Regions from separate parts of the Homo sapiens genome. Here all the other regions are linked to region 2. The links are chromatin contacts, found by Hi-C in ENCODE. All regions are on one chromosome and are shown on one strand. The core of a region is the stretch at or near the end of the contact, and the rest is flanking DNA. Distances in the headings are between cores, read along the strand shown.

Evidence for each region. Hi-C counts contacts between places; a loop is a spot of excess contacts on that map. Pooled maps may share reads with other maps.
Region 1: a pooled map shows a loop between it and region 2 (10-fold over the local background). The contact joins the promoter of CXXC4-AS1 here to the enhancer-like site in region 2. A Hi-C loop is called at or near these places in 2 of 37 single-sample maps with no recorded cell type and 3 of 50 pooled maps.
Region 3: a pooled map shows a loop between it and region 2 (28-fold over the local background). The contact joins two enhancer-like sites. A Hi-C loop is called at or near these places in 4 of 37 single-sample maps with no recorded cell type and 7 of 50 pooled maps.

What each region holds. Positions count from the first base shown.
Region 1 is chr4:104,489,521-104,492,220 of GRCh38, forward strand. CXXC4-AS1 (CXXC4 antisense RNA 1) reads left to right here and starts at 1,445. Exons shown (of 10, transcript NR_125926.1): 1 at 1,445-1,540. It overlaps CXXC4 (CXXC finger protein 4), which reads right to left. Exons shown (of 3, transcript NM_025212.4): 2 at 1,224-2,539. The coding sequence starts at 2,282.
Region 2 is chr4:101,018,787-101,021,486 of GRCh38, forward strand. No RefSeq gene overlaps it. Among named protein-coding and RNA genes, the nearest start is that of LINC01218, 140 kb to the left of the region's middle. Within about 2 kb of position 1,290, at least 12 of the 41 ENCODE cell types and tissues checked have a DNase peak (open chromatin) inside an H3K27ac peak, as active enhancers do.
Region 3 is chr4:105,059,329-105,062,028 of GRCh38, forward strand. No RefSeq gene overlaps it. Among named protein-coding and RNA genes, the nearest start is that of TET2, 86 kb to the right of the region's middle. RefSeq lists enhancers at 1-59, 80-149, 1,625-1,724. Within about 2 kb of position 1,428, at least 7 of the 41 ENCODE cell types and tissues checked have a DNase peak (open chromatin) inside an H3K27ac peak, as active enhancers do.

The sequences.
Region 1 (2,700 bases), core at 195-2,694, 3.5 Mb after region 2:
CTGCAACTCACTCCACAGAATATTAAAATGTTAAAGCACAGAATGCTAAACCCACCACCTACAGTCTCATGTATATATGAACATCTAATTATCTACCCTGTAAATTTTATCGAGACTAACTATAAGTACTTGTCCAGATTTCTTTGTTTAATATACCACCAAAGTCATTTACCTGTGATTTTTCATTTTTCCCCATTTTTGTTTTGATCAGGACACAATACAAAATTTTTATCAAAGGTATCAATCTCTGTATTTAGCATAATTCATAACCTAATTTAACAATTACTTTAGTGAGCATCTGTACAATATCTGTTTTAAAGACCTATAGGTAAAAGAAACTATTATTGACCATATAAGGTATCAACCAAAACTGTGCTTGGTGTATACACCAACTTTGTAACCACAAAATGGTTACTTTGTCCAATGCAGAGCCCAGGGGAAATACTTTTTTTGTAACTGAGTTTTAGAAATTATTCATTCTAAAACCACATAAAATAATTTTTAAACAAAATCACTCTTATCTGCCCTGAAATTAACTAATTGTATCCCTTTATTCTAAGTCACATCTCCTCAAAATTTGCAGGTAGAAATCCGCTTCCTACACAGTTTCAGCTTTCTCCAAAAATATCAGATACGCAGAAAATAAAATAGAAAACATTCTGCCTTGATGAGTAGAAAAATGATTCTAGAAAAGGGTAGGAAATCCCCTTCTGAATCCAGGTGTTTCAACTTCATTGAATACTGCTGTGTGGTTTGTTACCGGTTTTTTAATGAGAACAGGCTTGTGTACCACAAACTGTGTCCTCACTGTTATAAATGGGCCACTAACTTAGCCAGTAAACTTGTATAGGATGTGATGTGTCCAGTCCTTTGGGCAAGATGCCCCACCCTTTTTAATGAGGAGGAGGGGGCATTTTAAACCACCAAGGGAAAATATTGAGCATATTGAATGTGAAACTTCTGATTCTTCAATTACATTATTTTTCCCCCAGGGATAAAAAGGAGGGCACTCTCTCTATCAGAAGGGCGGTGTCACGTGAAGTGCAGCTGGTGCGGGTGGTGGAGAGGCCAAGCCTTTCGCAAACCACCTACAACTCTTACCACCTGAATGAAGCTTCTGAGAAGGGGTACTGCATCTTGAAGCCAGACAAGAATCCCTGAAGGGGAGAGGGAGTGAGGAGGGAAGGGGGGAGACTGGGAAACAAGAAATCATCTCCTCTGACCTCTAGTGAAGTGCCAGGTTTTTTCTTTAGCTCTTCACATTTTCTAAATTTGCAGATCTGGTGTCCCGTTTTGCGGTTCCTGCAACTGCTGCAGACGCCACAGTTGATGAGCCTCTTGCAGGGCACGCAGACCCCACACCTTTTCCTCTTCTTCTTGGCTGGGTTGGCTCCGCCAGCTCCCCCTGAGGAGGACGAGGAGGAGGAGGAATGATTCTGCGGGCAGTCTGCCAGATTGGCAATTTGAAACGCACTGTCTGTGACGGCTGCTGAGGCTGCTGCGGGGGAGTGAAGGGCTGTCATGACGATGACCCCTGGAGGTAATGAGATGCCCCCTAAAGCCGGGATAGCGGAAAAAGTCCCCACGCGCTCGGGGAGATTCATTATCTCTGCTTCAGCAGCGCCGCATTTGAGCTTGTTCATGCATTCCCCCGCCAAAGGTCTGCAGTGTTCAGGGGATAAGGTGGAGAGGAAATTAGTATTTGCCATTTGCAACGACGGCTCTGGCGGGCAGCCAGCTTTCCCCAGCCTCTGGGAGTCGTTTCGGTGGTGCATGCTGGTCCTGCTGCCGCCGCCGCCGCCGCCGCCGCCACCGCCGGCGGGGAGGATCGCCGAGGAGGAGGAGGCGGAGGAGGAGGCGGCGGCGGAGGAGGATTTCCTGCCGCCCCCACCACCCCCGCCCCCGCCTCCGCCGCCGCCGCCGCCGCCGCCACCCCCCCCGCCGCCGCCCCCGCCCCCGCCGCTGCCCCAGAGCATGGCGGTGGCGGCGGCGGCGGTGGCCGCGTTGTCGCAGTTCCAGGGGGACATGCCGATGCGCGCGGCGGCCGCGGCGGCGGCGGCGCTGCTGGGGAAGATGGGGGTGGTGATGCGCGCGATCTTGGCCGCCTGTGGGAAGGCGCCCCCGTTGGTCTTGTAGAAGGAGGTGGCAAAGGAGCGGTAGCGCTCCATTTCCGAGTTGTAATCCACAAGGCTGTTCAGAGCCCCCTCGGGCAAGTGGCTTTCCTTGGGCAAGCCCGGGGCCTCCGGGCTCGGCCCGGGCTCCACGCAGACATTGGTGTTCATGGTGCAGGGGGGGAAGAAGGGGTGCAGGGTGGAAGTGGGGACCGCCTGGTCCGACACCTGGGTGGAAAAGGGGGAAAGGTGGGGGGGAGGGAAGGGAGTGATGGTGGTGTTGGGGTGGGGGCCGAGGCGGGTGGGGAAAGTGGGTTCGGGTGGGGAGAGCAAGGTGAGGGCTGCTTTATTCCTCTCTGGGGCTCATTTCCACAGACGGTGAATTCCCAGGCAGCGTCTTCCTTTGCATTATCCTCCAACTGTTACAACTAAAATAAAGAAAGTCATTCCAACGAGCTGCACGAGGAAAAAGATTAAAAATAAACAACCTCCCTCACTAACCCACCGCAGACACCGAAAGCTCCCACATTCTTCCATCAGGTCGTTTGCATAAGAATCATCAAGACGTGACCCCCCCCAGCCCATCCCC
Region 2 (2,700 bases), core at 40-2,539:
GCACTCCAGCCTGGGAGACAGAGTGAGACTCCATCTCAAAAAAAAAAAAAAAAAAAGAAAAAGAAAAAGAAAGAAATATATCATAAGTATTATTCTTTTGTCCTCCCCATCTAGATTTACTATGCCTCTGTCAAGGTAGTGGTTACATTACTGTGGTAAGCAATGAATTCAGTTTCGTCTTATTTATAGGCTACTTTGGTAGTATTTTCCAGTAGTGAAACAGTGTTGCATGAGGAAGTGATGCCAGGAGCTGTGACCATCCTTGCAACCACAAGGACGGAAGCCAATAGAAGAATAGTGTGAGAAGGATAGAAACAGCCTCAGTCCTTAGTGATGCTGTTGAGCCACCAAACTAACCTTGGGTCCTCGAAGTCGCAGATGTCCTTGTCTGGGAATTGTAAATGTCTCTGTGGTTTGAACCCAGTTAGGTATTTTGTTACTTGCAGCCGAAATACCTCCTGATACAAACACTGATTTGGCTCCATCTTAGCTTCTCATTCTCATCACTTTTTGTGCCCCACCCCTCCTTTGCTTTCACCAAGTGGTCAACATATCACTATTTTTCTGGATCTTTTCCTCTGCTCTCACTTTTTCCTCTCACACTGGAGCCCCCTCTATGCCTGCCCCCTCTGCAGCCTCTCCAGCTTTCCTCTAGGTAGGAAGATTCCAACCAAGTCAGCTTTGCCTAGGTTTTTCTGACTACACCTACCTTCTCAGCCGCCCACCACACTCACAGGTGCTCACACACGCATACACAATCTTCACCTACGGAATATCTGAAGCACTCATTTGACTCTGCATGCTGCTGAATACAACAATAACTGAAGTTTACTGAGTGCCTACTTTCTGCCAGGCACCATGCCTACTACTTTATTTGCATCATCCCTTTTGAAACCCGTGAAAAGCTTATGAACTAATTACTGTCATTGCCTTCATATCACCAGGGAGAAAATGAGATTTAAAGAAGCTTAGTTTCTCAAGTTCACACAGACATCTAATAAGTATCAGAGCTATAAAAATTCCAACCCAGGCCTAACTGTAGGCCAGGACTGGTGTCAAGAACCCTATACAGAAGTGAGTACATGTGGCACACACATTGATTTATTTTCACTGCCACTGCATATTGTGAGAGACTAGATTTTTGTCTTGAATTTCACTGTACTCCTTTCTCTGCCACAGGCCTAGTAGAAATAGCTACACAATAATGCACCCAGTTGATCAGGTGGTAGTCCTCTCCCCAAGCACTCTCACATTCTCCAGCTGTGGCCTTCCCTTCTCTATAAACACAGCTATCTTTATTAGTCTGTGACTAGCCCTGTCAGAAACATATGAGTTAAATTTTACTAAGATGTTAATAGCTGACAAAGGTTGGTGGTTTCCTTCTCTGATTTGTATCTTAAAAAAAAAAAAAAAAGATTTTTAGAGAAGGTGTTTTGAACTCAAAGGAATGACTCATGGTAAAACTTCCGGAAGGTAAACAGTGTTGAATATATATTCAAAAGGCATTTTGTGAGCAAATTCTGGCAAGCTGATGGTGATAATGGGTGTGGTTGTTATGGTAAGGTAGGGTGGTGTGAAATAAGCAATCTTTTCAATATGAAAGCATTCCATTCTCTTCAAGGCACAGGCAACTTTTTTCATTGATTCTTCACCAGGAATCTCCAGATACTCCACCACCACTTATCTCCTTTTTCTGGGTGAAGTCTAATACACTAAAACAACAACAACAACAACAAAACCACCGCTTTCTTCTCATAACCTTTTCAGTTGTGAATGTTGTATTACATACTTAAATAATTCCCACATTTTTGTGTAAATTCATATCCATTAAACAACTATAAATGAAAATTAAATTAATCATACATAATCTTGTGTAACAGCCGTGTTAAGCAGTAAAATATTTGCCTGTGCTAGAAAATCTGTAGAAATAAAAATATAGAACTGAAATTTAAGTTAGCTTTAGAAATAAATTGGACTAGGTTTCTCAAACTTGTCTGATCCACAAGAATTTTGGTGGATGCTTATTAAAATGTAGGCTCCACTCCAGACCTTTGGGGACCAGGAAATTCTTACGAGAAAGAACAGGTAACATTGAACTGGGGTAAGTGTTTCAGCTGCTCTTCAATAATGGTTTGCCATTTGGAATCTGGGAGTGCCCACACCATAAGGTCATGCCAAAAAATATTTTATTTCTCCTTCCCTACCTCCCCTTCTTCCAAGAAACACTATGCCAGGCAGTGTTTCATCCTAAGAATGCAAAGATAGCAACAATGCTCACTGCAGTGCCAGACAGACAATAAACAATTACATGCAGTGGATTAAGTGTCAAAACGGAGGTAGTACAGGATACTGTGTGCTTAGAGAGGAGGAAATGACTCATTCCAGTATTTAAGACACATCTGAAATCTGCACATAGAAGATGCATGAATACAGACCCAGAGAATTGAGGAAGCCTGGTGTCTTCCGAACATTGTGAGAAGTCCACTATGGCCGAAGCTCAGGGTCAAGTTTGGGGTAGATGAGATTGGCAGGAATCAGATCGTGAATACACTTACATGCCACCTTGTAAGACTCTCTGCAGGACAGTCCTGCAGACAACCTGGAGTTGTTGAGAAGCCTAAATGTTTCCAGCAATTGGTATAAAAAGATTTGAAAATATAACATGACAAAAATGCCTTAGGGGAGAAGTTTAAGTCAACT
Region 3 (2,700 bases), core at 178-2,677, 4.0 Mb after region 2:
TGAAGGAGGTGATGGAGTTAGTCAAGTGAATTTTGAGAACAGATGTATTACACTTTCTTCTTCAAGCTCCATCAAGGACTTTAAGCCAGTGCTACCTTGAGACTCAGGAGATTTGGTAAGTTCACCAAGCTGCCAGAACACTTGTTTTTGGCTCACATAATATATTCAGTGAGTAAGACTTTAGTCATTTTGTTACTATTGTGTGACATGGGAGACTGAGAACAGGAACAGAGAAAGGAGAAGCAGCACAGCACTCAAGAGTGGGGTGGGAATGGGGAGAAGAGGGACCTCCACTCTCATCTGAATCAAGAAAGATTCTGGAAATCTTGTGGGTAGAATGAAGTCAGCCCTTCCTGTTTCCTAAATGTCCTTCCTTGTGATGAGTTTTAATTATCTAAACCTGTCATAAAACTCTACAGAGTCTCTTTGTTGTCTTTAAAGACTTCTTTTTGCTGGCTCTTTTTATTCATTCTTTATTTCTGTGGTGACCAAAAGGATCAATCTCAGCTATATTTTCTGGAGAGGCCCAGGAGAGGGAATTCCAGTTTTGTTGTTCAGTTTCAGCCCTGTACTAGTTTTATAAAATTATATCTATTTTGGGGGGCTCTTTCAAAGAAAGTGTAACTAATCAAGATATATTTGAAAATGTACTCATTCAATTAAAAACGCTTATTAAGCGATTGACAGGTTTCAGGCACTGACTGTGTATTAAGCATACAAAGATAAGGAAGATATGGTTATACTAGAAGTAAAAACCTATCCTTAATAATATTCTGGGGCAGCCGGGCGCAGTGGCTCACACCTGTAATCCCAGCACTTTGGGAGGCCGAGGTGGGCGGATCATAAAGTCAGGAGTTCGAGACCAGCCTGACCAACATGGTGAAACCCCGTCTCTACTAAAAAAAATACAAAAATTAGCCGGGCATGGTGGCATGCACTGTAATCCCAGCTACTCAGGAGGCTGAGGCAGGAGAATTGCTTGAACCCAGGAGGTAGAGGTTGCAGTGAGCTGAGATCACACCACTGCATTCCAGCCTGGGCAACAGAGGAAGACTCCATCTCAAAAAAAAATAAAAATAAAAATAAAAAAAATATATATAAAATATTCTGGGGCATTGCATACCACAGGCCAGAACAAAATGACCCCAAGTTATAGGAAAACAATAAAACAGATTTGTCATACTCTAGAAATAATTCAGTCAAAAGTACTAAACATTTTTTCAATGAAACAAGAAAAGTCATGTTCTTACTGATGACTATTTTACTACTGTGATTGTCTTTTATGTAAAACTTTTAAACCCTAGCAACATTAGCCATTCCTCCTGGTTCCTGTTAATAAGTCTGTGCTTCACTGAACATCCTAATCACCCACATTTACCATCACTTTACCATGAAAGAGGAAGAGAATGGTGACTTCACAAAAGTCAATAAAGAAGAAGTGGAAACAGTGAAGTGAGGGGAAGCCTCAAGGCAGCAACTAAGAACAACCTATAAGCACAGAGAATAATAGTGGTCAGGTTTTTAAAGACCACAGGACCTCTGGGAGTGACTCATTTGGAGAACATACTATTTCTGCCTTTGACTCCACAGTGAGGTCTGCCCATACGGTGTTGGTGGTGTTATTTTATGTAAGATGTAGCTCAGTTGCCAAAGAAGTACATGTTTTCCTCAGCCCTATATGACTTAAAGATCCCTCTAAAACTCAAATTAACACATAACGTGTAAATCACATATACACAGTGTTTAGTGTCATATCATAAAATGTTTTTGCATCAATGAGTTAGTTGTTACTGCTTCTGCAGTAACATCTTCTGCAGAAGGAACTGCAGATATGTGAGTATAGGAGAAAATAAACATATCCCTCACAGTCTGCTTTCTTTGTTTAATTCATTCACTAGACTGATCATTCTAAGGAGGATTTTGTGCTGCTCTTGTTTTGCTGCTGGGCCTATCCTGTTTCCATTCCCAAATCAAGTATTCCTGGAATTTAAGGTATCACTTTACCAGCCTGACCACAAGTTCCCCATTGTTTCCTCTGCTCTGCTCATGACCTGGAATAATGCCTCTCCCTGGATACTAAATTTACTGACCCTGCCTAGGACCGAGAAGATTGATGAGTCCTCAACCCGTGCATGTCTTCAAAAAGGTAAGACAGACCAGCAAAGCAGTAAAATGACAGACCCATTGTTTGAGCCCAACGCTGGGACTTCCCCTTTTGTATAAGCTGAGTCACATTTTTCCTGTTGTCAACTTGAAGCCTGTTCGTTGATGTACGATAGGACTATCTTGCTGATATATAAAGTCAGGCAGACAGGTTTCCTTGCATTTGTTTGCCTTACCTTGGACCCTTACCAATTAGAAACTGTCCACTGGCCAAAAGAGATAAGACATGGTTTATTAAAGCTCAGATACTACATTGAATGAAATAATTTCTGACAATTTTCTTCTGTTAAAGTGCCATCCGAGGTTCCTGCCTTGTGCAATCTTACTGATTTTGACAGAGGTCTTTTGGGATGTATATGTGCATTTTATTCTTGATATCTGTTCAGTTGACACATGTTTTAAAACCACAGATATATTTGATTGGTTGGCAAATTGTGAAAACAGGAAGTCAAATAATGGAATCAACTGTGAAACAACCATAACAAGTGAAGCTTTTCTGCTTAAGTGCCAAGATGGGAATACTGTTATGAGTAACAA